Regions from separate parts of the Homo sapiens genome. Here region 1 is linked to region 2. A link is a loop called in an ENCODE intact Hi-C map of the cell type or tissue named here. Cell type or tissue: K562. All regions are shown on one strand. Links, peaks and the distances in the headings refer to the core of each region. The heading gives the core; the rest is flanking DNA.

What was found. A loop is a pair of places that touch in the nucleus more often than their neighbours do. Peaks named below come from ENCODE experiments on the same cell type or tissue, not always from the same donor. Only the 100,000 strongest peaks of a DNase experiment are listed, where the experiment ranks them.
Region 1: it touches region 2 in a loop (4-fold over the local background); 2 of 110 quality-filtered maps call a loop at or near these places.

What each region holds. Positions count from the first base shown.
Region 1 is chrX:66,026,191-66,034,527 of GRCh38, forward strand. VSIG4 (V-set and immunoglobulin domain containing 4) reads right to left here. Exons shown (of 8, transcript NM_007268.3): 2 at 7,284-7,640; 3 at 6,278-6,559; 4 at 1,860-1,922; 5 at 1,259-1,336. Among named protein-coding and RNA genes, the nearest start is that of VSIG4, 9.7 kb to the right of the region's middle. RefSeq lists an enhancer at 6,335-7,534. In K562, for the core only: a CTCF peak has its summit at 4,927 (motif pointing right); DNase peaks (open chromatin) are centred at 4,401 and 4,911.
Region 2 is chrX:66,158,255-66,166,591 of GRCh38, forward strand. It overlaps HEPH (hephaestin), which reads left to right and starts at 5,993. Exons shown (of 21, transcript NM_001367233.3): 1 at 5,993-6,216. In K562, for the core only: a CTCF peak has its summit at 4,380; DNase peaks (open chromatin) are centred at 4,257 and 5,897; H3K4me3 peaks cover 3,928 bases.

The DNA of each region.
Region 1 (8,337 bases), core at 42-8,041, 130 kb before region 2:
TGAGGAAAGGAACCTCAGTGTACTTAGGATTTGTTGCTGCAACTGGCTTGTTTTCATGAGACTCTAAGATATCGTGTCCTAGGAATCCAGTATTTGTGGTCCTCAGAGTGTCTTGTTGGGACTGAGAGAGCTCAAGTTATAAGCTGGTACAAATCGAAGAAATATTCTCTTTTGAAGAGAGTCAAGTACTAAAAAACTTGGTAGAGAAAATAGGGCGCAGACCCAACATCTAATAACTTTGCCCAAGGTTATTTTCTCATTTTTCCAAACCAACTCCCTATGAGGCAATTTCTAACTTCTCTTCTCCCAGTAGATGTTCTTCTCGGAGAGGAACGGAGCTATGGAAATCTTGAAGCCAAAGATGGCAATGCAAATGTGGAACATAAAACAGGTTTGAGTGCTGCCAAGGGATAGCCAAAAAACTCTGCAATCAGGAATGGAGAGTTACAAAGAGCATTTGGAAGTCCACTCTCTCAATTATACACAGGCAGAGAATGAGTACCAGGAGTGATAGTTATCAAACTATTTAATTCCAACCAGTCACAACAGATGCCTACTGTAGACTTGGAGTCTTAGAGATTCCTTGGTATACCTTTTGTTGCATGACCATGGGGGTGGTCTAGAGAGTTCTGAGGAATGGGACAAGGCAGCCCCAGGTAATAATGGAGGGCTCAGGGGTTAAGGGGAGCAGCTAATTATCAATTGGTGTGAGAGTGTTCTATTATTTCAACAGTCAATGTAGTCATGTGAAGGCATACCAACTGACTATCAGATGCAGGTGAAACACAAAAGATTTATTTGGGATTTGAATCTCTGAGACCCTGACTTGGGAATTTTCAAGGCTTTGGAGGAATCAGAAATCAGCTTCAAGCGGCTTGAAGAGCCCTGGTTAAGAGCTCAAGCAATGACACTCAGCCATTATCCTTACCTGGTTGAGGTCATGATGTCATAATGTCCCTATCCATATTCTTGCTCAGAATGTTTGGAAAGCATATTACTATGACAACAGAGAACTAAATAAAGGGCACATTTATCACTCCCCTTAACCTCACTCTGACTTTGCTCATCTCTGGATCTGTATCTCTCTCTCTACATCCTACCCACTTTACCCATCCTCAGTGCCCTTGACCATTGCTTGGCACATAGCAGGTAATGATTTGCAGATTTCAATGCTGTAGAACAGTGTGCATAAGGGAAAGTTTTGGTCACAAAGCTTAGAGTCAAGAAGAAAAGATAGAAATCCTGACAATATTCCTACCTGGCCCAGCACTGGTCTCTCCAAGGTAGCCATCCATGTCAGTGGTCCAGTCCCAGGACTGCTTCACTGTAGATGTTGCTATGAATATAGAGAATAGGGTCAGAGATGTCTCTCTTCTTTCAAAAAGTTGAGAGATAGGAGATGGTTGCAAAGGTTGGAGTCCTTCCCTGGCCATTTGTGCTGTACTTTCCAGGGTACCTGACCATGTTATCAACCACTAGTACCATGAGATAAGGCATCTTCATTTCTTACTGTTAGGTGTGGGCAGTGAGAAGAATTCCCATCGAGGGGAGGTAATGTACCCAAAGTCACACAGCAAGTCAAACTAGGAGCAGAATAGAATTTAGTGTTCTTGTTTTTTGTATTTCCAATGGGAGTAATTCTAACCCTCTCTTTCCTTTTGCCTCAGAAGTTTTCACAAAAAAAGAGTATATATTCATCATTGTTACCTTTCTTTTGTTTCCATTCCTTTACTGCTATGTTCTCTCTGAGGAACCAAGTGACTGTTTATTAGCCATTCCATGGCATTGTGATTCCTTTCTTGGCTACGATGACACCATTTTGAACCTCTACTACTTCCTCAGACTCTAGCAAAACTCACCTTTCAAGGGGTATGTCATGGTTGTAGGTGCCTCAGTCTTGGTCTTGAGTAGCTTTGAGGAGTCTGCAAGGAAAAGGGAACCGATTGAAGGGACCTGGTACCCTTTGGTGAATAGTTTAATGCCCTAGGGAAATAGGAAGTAAGTAAAGGCCATTCAGGTCCATACTTGGACCTGCCTCAACACTTCTGTCATGATGCTGGTAAGTCCTGTGTTGCTTGTTCATCTTTCATACATCAATCAAGGACAGAGTTTTTAACCCAGGATTAATAGATCTCGAAGGAACCTGTAGCTAGAGTTCAGAGAGTCAGTCAACTTGGATGGGAAAATATATTTTATTTTTACTAACTTCTAACTGAGACCTAGTAATTAATTCTCTTGAGAGAAACTTGGGAAGTATCATAAAGAAAGTGGCAATGGGTGACATCAGTGAAAATGGTGACATAATAACCTCCAGAAATTTACCCTTTAACAACATCAGTGAAATAATGCAAAATTTGACGTAATCAACTTTTTTTTTTTTTTTTTTTTTTTTTTAGAATTTTGCAAAATAGCCAAAGGTTTGCAGCACCTTAGACAGGATTTATGGAAGAAAAATATCCCAGTTTTGGTAAGAACAGCAAGCTTTGTGCTGTTTTAACTTCTCCTAGTCCCCTTACCCCTTCTACCTCAGAGGTAATCTTGAACATACAACCCCATTCCAGGTGCTGGAGTGAGCCCAACAAACTTCATTTTTGAATAATTGCCATTATTTGGCCTGTCTGGTGGTTCCCTGAAAGACCTGACTCAAAAGACTTGTTTTATTGGTCACCCAGTGCTAAGAGCCTCTCCCCAGGGATGGGGTAGCATTTGTCACACAGCTGCCTGAGGCAATGGATAATAGGCGAGAAAACAAAAAAAACTAACCAAAATAGCCTTAAAAATGGTTGAGGAATAAGATTTCCATAGGGATTTTGAAGAGTTCTGACACAGTTCTGGGAAACTAGGAGGCCACACACAAGCACAGGGCCATGTACCTGCTCAGAAAAGACATGAGAAAACCATAAGCTTCTCCCTCTTGCTAGCAGAGGAAACAGCATGCTCCGTTTTAGATGTGGCGAAACATATTAGTAGATAAGTCTGGATAGGTAGGCTGAAAACAGACTAAAAGGGTTTGGGCTTTGTTCTTTAGTTGGAAAGATCCATGGGGTGTAACAGAAGGTTACACCTTTTGAGAAAGGTTTACTTCCTTTTGAGAAAGGAAGCAAAAATTGTTCAGTCTATTTTTTTTGGAAATAATTCTGACAACAGTGTGGTAGGATTTTCAAAGGTAAGGCAATAGCATATTTTCCCCATTCATTAACAAATACAGTATTCATCTAGTGTCTAGTGTCTTCTTTGTGCCAGATACTTTGCTGGGCTCTGAAAAACAGCAATGAAGTAGACAGGTAGAATTCTGCACTCTTGAATTTTATAATCTAGTGACATAAAATATATACTCAATAAATATTGAATAAGTTGATGACTTCGTAAGAATGTATGAACATGGGGAGAACATTTAGAAGATGATTGAAATTGTTTTTTAAAAAAGAATATGAGACCATGAGGGTATAGGAAGAGAAAGAAAGAGCCTAATAAGGTATCTGATTCAGTAGGTGAATTCACAGCACTTGGTAATATTGATGATTATTTGACGATGCGAGGTAAAAGAGAAGGAGGAGTCAAAGGTACTGCTATGTTTTCTAACAGGTTTGAGGAACAGGTTTGGTGAGTAAAAGGTACGATCAGTTTTGAACACGCTGAAATTAGAAATGAAGCTGTCCAGAAGGTAACTAGACACTGGGATCTAGCAGTCAGGAAAAAATAAATACAGATAATATTATGGTTGGAGAGTCATCAGACTACAGGTGATATTTGAAGCCACAGAAGTAAATAAAATCTCCTGATAATATAGAAATACATGCAGAGATGAATAAGAATTGAGTCTTTGAGAACATTTACAATTAAGGAGTGAATGAAAAAAGAGCCAACAAAGGTGTCTCAGAAGGATCATTCAGGAAGGTCTTAGAAGAACCAAGATAAGTTGGTGTCATCAATAGCAGTGATTAAAAGAATATTGAGGTGGAAGAAATGGCCAACAGGATCCACTGCTACACAGATGTTGAGGAGGAAAAGTATGAATGGAGAGGTCTTGGGATTTGGTGATATGGAGGTTAATGATGACCCCAAATTACAAAGTTATGTTGTGGTGAATGAATTGAGAGGTTCAGCTGGTGGAAGCTACCTTCGTGAGAAGGTTGGTAGTGAACATAGGAGAGATGAGGTGGCAGATGGAGAGAAAGATTTTTGAAAAATAACATATATATATGTATGTATTAGGCTTGCATACTGACATATATACATATATTATACATGCATATCTATTTGGCTTAGGTAGAGGATAAAGGGTATTGCAGGGCATTGGAGTAGCTGATGTTAAGAGTTCAGGAGGAGGGGCTTGTTGTGGAGAGGAGCAAAGCATACCTTACTCTGAGCCAAGAGGAAATGGATAGGGAAATATCAAGGCAGAGAGGAGGGTAGTTGATAAAATTCACATATGAAGAGGGTCTGGACCTTCTTACAGAGGAAGGAAGTTACCTTATCTTTTAGGAGCAAGGCTGGGGGCCTGAAATAAGGTAGAAATGTGCTGAAAAGCTGCTATGAGGAATGAGACAAAGATAAGCAAATAGACACACGGCATGGGGTCAGGCAGTACATATCGCAGAGCATAAAATTCAAGTGGAGTCAATTCATATCTGTGTTTTGTTTTGTTCGTCAGCAAAGCTCAGCAGTCCAAGAACATGAGCAAAAGCAGGGCCTCCAGAGTCATTCTAGAACTAAAGAACAGTGCAGAGTGAGGTGGAAGGGTGAAAGGGCTGAGAGTTCCGTAGGGCAGAGGTGAAATAGGGGGTCAGACTCAGGGGACAAGGTTGGGTGGACAGGGAGGCAGGTAGAGGTAGCCAGGAAAGATTACGTTGGCTCACAGAGCAGGGAAGAGTGGAAGGCTGAGAATAACTTCCCTGAGCCTCAGTTTTCCTATCTGTCAGTAGGGGGCAATGGCGAGCACTGCTTAACAGCACTGTAATAAGCATTGACTGTGAGAAGGAATAAACAGGAGGGTTTACTGTGAGCAAGTTCTTGCCTAGGTGGTCTGAGAAGTAACTCACAGAAAGGCAAGAATGTTCAATTAGTCTCTTTATGAAGTATACATTCTTGGGCTTTCTGGTCACGCCCTGCCCTCTCTGCTTGACCAGACTGTCAGCTCTTAGAGAACTGGGACACTGTTCATATAACTTTCAGGGCGGACCACTCTTGTTCCTCCCAAAACTAACAAACCATGATCTACAGCACACACATCCTCACTACAGCTTAACTTTGGGAAACAAATTCCTCCAGGCAAACACAAGAGTCTCAAACCAACATCAGTCTCCTAGCCCAAATGGTAATAAGCCATTTGGGCTAGGTTTACGCCCTCTCCTTACACAGAACTATCCTCAGAAGACAATAATTTTCAGATGGTTCTGAGGGCAATTCCCTAAAATCAGTTAGTTTCCAACATGTTTTGGGCAATGGTAACCTTGTTGGGGTGTCTTTCTTTCCAAGGAGATCTCTTGAAAGCTAAGAAAACTCATCTGGACATATCACTGCTGGACTCTTCATTTAAGCCTCAGCTTACAGTCTTTATATGCATAGTTTGTAGTGCTCCCAGGACAGTGCTGTAAGAAATAGTCAGATCTTGATTAACAAGAGCCCATCTTAAAGGATACTTCAACCAGAACTTGTATTTGGGTTTACAATGAAGTGGGGGAGGGAAGTTAAAAGAAAGCATGTAGATATATTAGATCAAGCCTAATCAAACAAGCAAAACAATAACCAAACAAACAGAACACACAAACAAAAAACAACAGCTTTCAAAGGGTGCCCAGGATCTGATATAGATTCAACCATGAGAAACAATCAGACATAGTAGGAAGAGCATGAAATCTGAGTACAAATCCAGATTTATACTTCCTTGCTGTGAGACCATGGGCAAGTAGATTCCCCTTTCTGACTCTGTTTCCTCTTCTGTAAAGTAAGAGTAATGATAACTATCTCATGGGACAGTTGTGGGGATTCAATGAGAAAATGTGTGTCAAGTTATTGTACTTTGTATCTGGCAAATACAATGTGCTAGTAAATCTCTCTTTCCTTTACCGTCTTTATCTACTTAACCTATGGCATGATAGGCAATGTCTCTATCCCTGTTGTCCCCAGTCCAAGTTTTTTTTCTTTGTGATTGTACAACCATTGCCTGCTTGGGATCCTCCTCTCCCAATTCTTCTTTTGCATAAGGGCACCTTTTGAGGTATCTTTGTTTCAAGCTTGTGTGTTAAGATGCTCACCAGGAAAGAGGGCCGCTCACCTTTGACCACAAACTTCACAATGTCGCTGTGCTGCTCAGAGCCAACCTGGCCCTTGGCAGTGCAGAAATAGGAGCCTGAGTCGGCTATCACCGCAGGCTTGAAGAGTAAGGTACTTAGGGTTGCTACTTTGATGGGTTCCTGGTTATTAGTCTGTTGCTTATACCAAATATAACTGATGGGAGGAGAACCCCGAGCCTGGCATTGAAGGCTAATCCTCATTCCCTGGGGCACCGTGAAGCCATAACCGCTGCCAGTTGTCACTGTGGGCTTGGAGACAGAGACTGCAAAGAAAAGACAAGACAGGAAACTCTGGGCAGTCATAAGGATATGGGACCAAAAGGCTGAATCATTCTTGTTGGGCGTAAGGGCATGCATATATCTGCAACTGGAACTAAAGGGGGCTTCTGACTTTGGAGGAAATAAGAAGGAAAGGGCAATACAAATAAAATGGCTTCCTTTGAAGGTAGGTACTTTTTGGTATTACCCGGGGTTTTGGAATACTTGGAAGTAAAAATCAACTGACCTTTAAAATTAATGTAGTTTGTTCTGGGGCTCAAGTAGAGCTTTTGATTACCTGCAGTTGTGGATTATCAGGGCCAGACTTTTGTAAAATTGTCCAGCAAGCAAACTTATCCTGGCTAACCTCTGCCTCCCTTTCCCCAGAGCTTCTCTATCAGCATCTATCTACAAATTAAATGTACTCATTTTTGAGTTGTAAAGCCCAGAGCCCAAGGAGGGTAACTAGTCCATGGATACTGGCATTTCTGGGACACTCGAAGGGATAGAGATTTGCAGGTCAGGAACCCTTCCCAGCACTTCCTAAATTTAACTATGGGAATGCTGACCCTAAGAATCCTCTGCCTGTCCACTTCCTCTGATAAGCACATATACCTGTGGAGAGCCTCTGTATAAACGAAGGCCTCTGGATTTTTCAGGCTTTTCTAGAATTACATCCACTATTGATTCATTGATTATCAGTGCTTTCCTACCCCCATAGTGACTCACGTTTCTGGACACGGAGCTCAGTAATCTTATCTCTCACGACTTGGTTGCCATCAGGAGTCTGCCAGGTGACTTCACACGTGTAGTGGCTCCGGTCATCCATCTCCAGGGTGCTCAATTGGAGGGATACATCTCCTGGAACCTTGTGGCTCACATGCAGGCGGCCCTGGTACTTTGCCTGCTGGATATGGTCTCCAGAAGAGTCACGTAGAAAGATGGTGACAGGGTCTGAGCCACGTTGTACCAGCCACTTCACCAAGACTTGGGTGTAGCCTTGCAGGGGGTCATAGGTGCAGGGAAGATTCACATCCCCTTTCCAAGGTCCTGTTACACTCTCTGGCACTTCCAGGATGGGACGGCCTGAAGAGGCGGAACAGAGGAAAGAAGCAAACGTAGATGGCATACCTACTTGGCAACTAAGGTGACAGTGACAAACCTCAAAAGGTTTCTGAGAAATGCCACTCAACTTTCTTTCTATCACACTTTTGTGTACCTGTGCCCTTTTGCTCTTTGCCAGCCTTCTCATCAATCAGAACCAGTCTTCAGAATGAAAGCCTTTAACATTGTTTAGATCTTGTGAGTTTCAAGTCCTTTTTATGTTACTGTCTTGCTATGAAGGTGATCCTAGGTAAGTCACCTTCTTACCGTGGAAGATTCATTTACTTCATCTATAATGTGGAGAGTTTGGGTGGTAGGTGCTCTAGATATTCTATCAAATCTGTCATTCTGCAAATCCATGAAAAAATTTTCTTTTCACATTTTCCAAAAGAGATGTGGAAGCAAAAATGCTAAGCATTTGGGTCTGGACTATTTCATTTTGTGTAAATTTGCACCTGGAGAAAGGTGGAGGCTTTTGAGATCAGCAAGAAAGGGCCCTCTGCCCTGTTATCTTCTCTTGTTCCCTTAGAAATCCTCAGTGAGTGGGGTCCCAACCCTAAGATGTTCTCTGGAAGACAGGCAAAAGGAAATACTGAGGGTGGAACCAAGTGTGAGGAAGAAGTCTGGATACACATTCCTGTTTAACAAAATCATTAGCTATTGTTAAATTCAAAACCTG
Region 2 (8,337 bases), core at 201-8,200:
CAAATTGTTGTTAGATGTACGGGGTGACTTGGGAGCACATCACAGGAGGACCTCACCCAGAAGCATAGAAAGTCAGGGAAAACCTCTTAGAGGAAGGGACTTCTAAACTGAGACCCAAAAAATGAGTGGGTGAATGAATAGGTGAAAAAGTGATTGAGGCAGATGAAACAACATATCAGAATCTGTTGGAGGGAAGAGAGAGCACCATGCACATTGGAAACTGACAAACTGACAGACCTCTGGCATGGGTGGGACGCATTGAGTGTGAGGAGAGGAAGGGCAAGCAGTGACCTAGAAAGATTAGGAAGGGCTGGGCCATAAAAATGCCATATAGGCCATGTTAAGAAGTTTGATCTTTATCCTAGTGAAATAATAAGGAATTAATTTTCTTAATGTAACAGATATGAGTTTCTTGAGAGAATAGAAATACAAAGAAGACAACAAAAGTGGCTTCATATTCACTTTCCAAGTGACCTTTTTTTAAAAACAAAAGTAACTAATATATAAGGCTTGAAAATCTAAACAGTTCAAAACGAAAAATGAAAGTCACGCTTCCCCCAACCAAGTTACTCTCCCCAAGGAAAACCACCATTAAGAATATTTTGTGTTATTTCCAGAAGAAATATTCATTGTCCCCTCATGTAAGTATGTATATATGTGTGTGTGTGTGTGTGTGTGTGTGGAGATATCTATATCTCTATGTATGACCAATCACAATATGCTCACTCTTTTGCACCTTGCTTTTTATTTAATGACATATATTGAAAATATTTTCATATGTGCATTCACACACACACACACACACACACATATACGAAATATTTCATCAGTTTGAGTGTCATCCTTACTAGAGAGTCTTACTAATATCATTATTATTCCAACTTTAGTCAATAAGGGAGGCATTGCTGGGGGATTTTAAGCAATAAGGATTTACAACCACTTTTGTGTTATGGGAAAAATAGCTTTGACTGTTATTTGAAGACCAGATTATGGGGGGTCAAGAGTGGAGTCATAAAGAATTATAAGGAGGCTATTACGCTGGTCCAATTAAAAGATTATGGTGACTTAGACCAAGTCCATGGCGGTGGAGATAGAGAGAAGTGGGTGCATTGAGAAAAAGATGTAAAATATAAATATGACAGGACATATCAATGAAATGGTTGTAGAGAGTGAGAGAGAAGAGAGTAATCTCAGATGACATTCAAGTCTCTGGCTTGGTATATAGGAATGAGAATGCTAATTATGTCATGCAGTCGTTCAGGAGGCTTATTCTGAATGATATTCACCCATTGAAAATATCCTCTCCCTACTCTAAAATGTTATATCACATTGTAGAGACCTCTATTCTCTTACTTACTATGTCTATTTATAGTAATGAAACATTTTATTTGTACATTGTTTTAGCCTTCTTACATGCTATGTACTCCTTAGTAGTGTGGCTGGAAGTAGGCAGGTATGAGGAAAATAGAGGAAGAAAAAAAAAGACTAACATTTACTGATCATTTACTATGTAACAGGTGTTACACAGGGCCATTTTTCAGACATTGCATTTTATTTTCACAGCCTGATTTTACAAATAACAAAATGGAGGCTCAGAGCACTCAAGTGACTTCCCCAAGATCATACATTTTAGGGAGAGACAGAGCTAAGATTCAAACCAAGTTTGTCCATGCCCAGGGCCCACCATCAGGAAGCCAAATGAGAAAGTATAGAAGAGTTGGGAGGAACAGCTGATGCCATGTATAGAGCTGCTCCAGGCAGGCAACAGAGAGGAAAGCATGTTAATTGCACAGGGAGAGGAGAGGAAGCTTCACCCAGGCAAGCAGAAAGATTCTTGGGCAAAGGGAGTGGGGAAATAGGTGTTGGGAGGACTCTCAGGGAGACGCCACATGAATGAGGTACCAGGAAGCTGAATAAAATATATTTTTGACCTAGGGCCAAAGAGTGAATACTCAAAGACCAGGTGAGTCTGGAGCTAAAGAATCAGTCTGCAGATGCAAGTAAGCTGGTGGTGGTGGGAGGTTGGGGGGTGAGCTTCAGAGCAAGCATCCCTTACAGCAGTGGTCCTCAAACCAGCAGTGGTCCTCAAACCAGCAGCAGCAGCATCCCCTGGGAACTTGCCAGAAATGCAAGTTCCTGGGCCTCACCCAAGACTTACTGAAGCAAAAACTCAATGCCTTAACAAATCCTATAAGGGATTCTGGTACATGTTCAAGTTTGAGGCCTACAGCCTTGGAGGACTAGGGAAAGCAGCAAGTGGAGTTCAAGAGCCAGAGTACAAGAACCAAACAGTGTACCCAGAGCAAGCCTAGGGCTGTCACACATCACAGCAATGCAGAGCAACCTTTCCAAAGCATAACAGAGTCTGCTGGTCAGAAGTGGTGGTGGGGAGTGGCTTCAGAGATGTGGTTTCTGGGGGACAACCCCCTCTTCCCTGCACCCCTCCACCTTTCCCCAGAGGTCTTCTTTTTAAGAAACTGCTAAGGGCAAGCTCATCAGAGGATCCTGAGGTAAAGGGGTTAGACTGTCTGTGCCAAGGCACTGCCCATGGCTTTTAATTTTCTCCTGGTACCTGATACTGTCACAAAATTTAACTGTGGAAAATATAGGAAGGAAAACAACATTTACTGGGGGTCTGAACATGCTGAGCACTGTGCTAAGGGTTCACACAAATGCCAGCTGATTTAATCCTCACAATATTTCAGTCATGGAAGTGTTATTATTCCTGTTCTGCAGATGAGGGACCAGAGGCTCGAAAAAGTTAAGTGATTTGCCCGAGGTCACATAGCTCAGAAAAAGGCAGCCAAGATACAATCCTTAGTCTTTCTGACTCCAAATGCCATGCTTCTCACCCTAGACCATGTTGACTCTAATGTGAAGGTCCCTGGGGTCCTCTCCTCTTTGTAGCCACCCCAGGGCCATGTGTTATTGATGGCCCATAGATGAGTAACCTGGAAATATTGGTTGAATGAATAAACGAAAAGATGTTCTAGTGACAGAGTTTAACACATGAAGGACCCTTAAGGATATTCTGGTCTTACGGTTTTCCAATCTGTTTTTAGTGTCCTAGACATTTCTTACTGGTGCTCCAGACACAATCACATTGTCTAGGAAACCAGTCATACCCAGTGGACAGGTTCCTCTGTCTCTTCACCCTTGCCCATTTCTATCTCCTTCCCTGCCTTACCTAGAACAAATCACTTTCATCTTCCATAAGTAGTGGGTGTTTACTAAGATTCTGTTTGGGGAAAGGGTTCTGCTGCCAAAATTAATTTTGAGAAACCCAAATCTAGACCACCTTTTTCATGTTATAGGTGAAGAAACTGAGTGATAGAAAGGCAAAAAGACTTGTCCAGGGTCACTGTGTGCTCTTTAGTAGCATAACTAGAATGTGAAGCCAGGATTCTTGAAACATTCTTCTTTTTTGACACAAGTTAATACAGTTTGTGTCCTAACGAGGAAATAATTATTTAGATTTCAACAATTATTTAGAATTGAAAAATTAAAAATTATAACTCTAATTTTTGCCTTTACTATGTTCCAGTTATTGTGCTAAATAGTTAATACGTATAGCCTTATTTAAGTTCTTATAACAGTCTTATAAAATAGGTAATATTATTATCTCCATTTGAAAACTGAGGTTTAGGGGGATTAAATTACTTTAATCATAGAATCAGGAAATGGCAGAGTTGGGATTTCAGTTCAGAATATCTGATTTCAGTTTTCATGCTCTTAACAGTGATGCCATATTGCAAATGTCTATATTGAAAAAAAAGTCTATTTAGCCTGCTGCTTGTTTTGTAAATTAATTTTTATTGGCACAATGATATACCTTGAGAGCTACAAAGACAAATTTGTGTAGTTATGGCAAACAGAAACTGTATGCTCTGGAAATAAATGATTTAGTAGCTAGCCCTTTATAGAAAAAATCTGCCAACCTCTGGTCTGTAGACACCAACTTTAAAATGTTTTTCAAGTGACCTCCAGGAGAAGGAACCAGAAATGTACCCCGGATTTGCAGAAAAGGTGGGTGCTGTTTGTACTCTCAGTGAAATTGGTGAATGAATAATACAAACCTGGAAACCTGGCCTACCTGGCCTCCTGCAGTCTTCACTGTGTTGATTCAAGTCTATTATGACCTGTTCTTGTTGTCTTTCATGAGTCAGAGCAGAGGCCTTATCCCTTCCCCTCCCTGTCATAAATGCCTTAGAGCTTGGACTTGGATCTCAGCTTAATCAGTTTTGTCTCCACTTCCCCTTTCTTGCTTCAAGGTTCACATGTGTGCGAGGCAGATAATTCTAGGGGCTGCCATGGCTTGGCTAAGCTTCCCTTGACCACTGAGCATTTCTAAGGGAGTTGAGGCTGGTGGCTCCTCCTTCCTTCCTACTGGTGCTTCCACCTGCCTTGGTCTGAGTTGCAGTCCATGGGGCAGCGCCTAAGTGTCTGAGCACACTTAAGAATCTCTAGTGGTTTATGACCCAGACTTTGCCCTACCACCTCAGTCTTCTGAATGTTCTCTTCCCTGGACCCTGCTCCAGACACTTTAAATTCAGAAGAGGAAAATGTGCCCAGCCTGCCTGGAGAAAAGTGTCTGCTCCTAGCCAAGATCTCCTCATCACAAAGTAAGAATATCAGGTGGTGGAACCCCCATCATACCTGTCCCCTTCCTATACCTGGGTCTGTTGGGTAGATGCAGTCCTTTTTAGAGAGGCATAGTATTCTCAGACCTGTCGCCACAAATTGCTCCCCACTCATTCTTTCCCTATACTTTGTGTCTTTGAAACCTCTTTATCTTCTATGTTTAATATCTAGACTATACTTTCTTCATGGAATTCTAGATGTGTAAATTTACAGGGCTGGGAGGGTCCATATCTAGTTTAAGACCCTCATTGTAGAAATAGAAAGAGGCCCAGAGAAGAGAAGGGAGTGGGCCAAATCCACAAAATCCACATAGCTGATTACTCCTAGAGCAAGTGGGGCGAGAACCTTGGTCACTTGACTCAGGACAGTGACTTTTCACTCTTCTCTCTTTCCACCAGGAATGGGAATGACCTTTGACTTTAAACAAATCCAGACTCCAGTTTTACCCTGAATTGTTGGGGGAACATTTTGTTTTTTTTTTCTTTTTAGTATTTTCAATTCTTCCATGTCTTAGTTTTTAGGGTGTTGACCTGTGTTAATCCAGGCTATCTTCTAGCTATATCTGGTTTCCTCAGGTGGAAAATGTTAAATATAGTTAATATAAAATTTCACTCTAGAATCTGCTAGAAATGACGGAGGCAAAGTTAATGTATATATAAAAAAATCCACCAGTGACTGGTGGCCAGTAGGCTTTCAATAATTGTGAAGTCCCTTCTACCCCCTTGAAAGTACTGTGTTTCTCCCCTAAGCAGCACATTGTGTGTGGTGGTTTCATGGTTAAAAGTTTAGACAGACCCAGCAAATCTCTCTTCTCTTTTACTTCCTAAGTGTGTGACCTTGGACAAGTTACCTTCCCTCTCAGAGCTGAATTTTCCTCAGTTGTAAAATAGAGAGAATTAGAGTATTCATCTCACAGGATAATTGTGAGACTTAAATAAGAGAATGCATGTAAAATGGTTAACATAGGGCTTAGAATGTAGAAAAAAAGTCCTTTGTTTTATTGCCAATTTTATTTTTACTTATGACTAAGCAGCCATGACCTCAGAATAATAGTCAGGGCTGACAATTGTGCTTCAGAGCAAGAAGGGGAAGAGGTGGTGAGATGGAGGCTCTTTCAATTTCTACCTCATTTCTTAAATGGAGCTGTTGAAATCTACCCATGAGCTTTGGCTGGCCACACTGACAGTGTTCTCCTCTCAGCAAAGACCAATTAGCAAGTCCTGATAACAGAAGTACAACCCACCCCCTTGTAATTCCTCCTGAGATCCTAACCAGGATTTGTAAAACACCCGGATATGGGTAAAGAACCATCCCGGGTTTTGTATCAAACCAGGCCCCAGAGGAACAGGACATTCCAGTAGTTTTGTTTCTGGAAAAGAGGGCACCCAGCCCTTCCCCCTCCCTCATCCTCCCATCCCAGTAAACCCTGCCAAATTGGAATCCTGGACTTAATTTAGGAGAAAGGCCCTGTAACCAAGATACTGACTGAACATGGCTGGCGGACTCAGGCTGGGGTCTGCAGTGCAGCATTAATGGGCCGCTGACATGAATATGGAGTAGTTTTCTCTAGCAAAGGTAAGCTTTCTTTTCTCTCTTTTCAAACTCTACCTCACCTGCCTTCCTGTGCAAAAACGTTTATTTAGCTGGGTTTAAGGGAGTCCTGGCCACTAGGAGAAAAAGTCAGTGGCCAAAAAGTTGGAGGAGGTTTGGCTGATGTGCAGGAAAGTTAAAGGAGACAATAGGCTCCTTTTGTTCCTCTCGCCAAAATAGCCAGGACTACACTGGCTTGTCTGTTTCAGGGCCAATCCTGGAGCCATACAGAATAGTTCATTTTCCTGTCGAAATAGCTTGCTCATCTTCTGTTTCACAGGTTGAGGAATTTATTGAGGTGATGGATCTGAGGATTATGTAAGTGGGAACTCAGTTACTTAAAAATAACCATGTTTGGTTTCATATTTTGAGACCAGATTGGCACAGAGTAAGCCAATAAATGATAGCTTAACTAAGCTAAACATCTGAATTTGAGTAGTCTTAGTTTCTACATAGCAAAAATCTTTTAGAAATCATTGGTTCAAATTCTGGCTATTTTTAACAACTGGCTGCGTGACTTTGAGCAAATCCTTGCACCTCTCTGGTATCAGTTTTTTATACATCAAATGAGGGTGATTGAAAAAGATGGTTTCTAAAGGTTTCATGCATGTGTGAATCTATAACACGTTCAGTTTTTCATTACTCAGCATCTATTATATGACAAGCAATCCTTTTGCTAGGGACTCAAATATCCATGGTTTTATTTGGGCCTCAAGACAATCCTGTGAAAAAAATATCATCCCATTTTTTGGATGAGATGACTAAGGCTAAAATAATTTATTGAAAGGTCACATAGCTATCACAGACAAGAGATAGGATTTGAATCAAGGTCTTTAACTTCAAATCGGTATGTTTTCTATCACAGAGTTAAGAAAGCAGAGGACCAAAAGGTGAATTTTGATGGAGGGTTTATTAGGAAGGCTGCTGAGAGATTGAAGACAGGGCCCCAAAGATGGCTCAGCATTCCTTTATTCAGTTGAGTAATCCTTTGTTTAGGATGAGCCTGTCTAGCCCAAAGTAGTATAACTGAGAAAGGGAGATGGAGGGAGAGAAAAGAGCATTGTCGCAATAAAGGAACAGTTTGCAAATTCTAGGGAACACAGCAATGCAAATTGTTATGAATAATAGGGACCAGACCCAGGTGACACTGGGATGGCAGGAAGGTAAGGTAAAGGTAAGGGAGGCTTAACTTTATATTGGCTGATCTTCTCTCCAGGTTGGCACAAGGTTTCAGTATATCTTAACTAAACTATCCAAATAGCCTAGAATTTTTCTTTCTTTTTTCCTTCCTTTGAGTGCCTATTCCTTCTGCCTTCCTTTTTATTTTGTATTTTTTACTTTTTTCCAGGATTCTTTCTCAACTTACTTATTTCATTTCTCCTTTTATTTCTTCCTGTTCTTTTTCCTCATCAGTCTGGTTCTTCTCTATGGGCTTAGCTGAGAAAAAAAATATCCTTGCCCAAGTGAAAAGCTTACACAGGGCTTTCACATCTTTCATATTATTTGACCTTTATTACAAACTAATGAGGGGCCCAAAGTAGAGACAATCCTCATTTAAGACATGAGGAAACTGAGGCTCAGGAAGTTAGGGACTTGTTCAAGGTTATATAACCAATAAATGATGAATCCAGAGCTAGAACTTACTATTTTCTGGTGCCTGAACGCTTTCCACTGTACCATGAAATATCTAAGTGGTTATATTTTATTTTATTTATTTATTTTTTGAGACCCGTGTTTCACTCTTGTTGCCCAGGCTGGAGTGCAATGGTGCGATTTCGGCTCACCACAACCTCCGCCTCCCAGGTTCAAGCGATTCTCCTGCCTCAGCCTCCCGAGTAGCTGGGATTACAGGCATGCACCACCATGCCCAGCTAATTTTTTGTATTTTTAATAGAGATAGGGTTTCTCCATATTGGTCAGGCTGGTCTTGAACTCCCGATCTCAGGTGATCCACCCACCTCGGCCTCCCAAAGTGCTGGCATTACAGGCGTGAGCCACTGTGCCTGGCCTAACATCTAAGTGGTTATAAAGGATTTTATGGGTTTTTCATTTTTTCTGCTCTTTTAGTATATGATAAAACCAAATTAAACAGCAGCAATAACAATG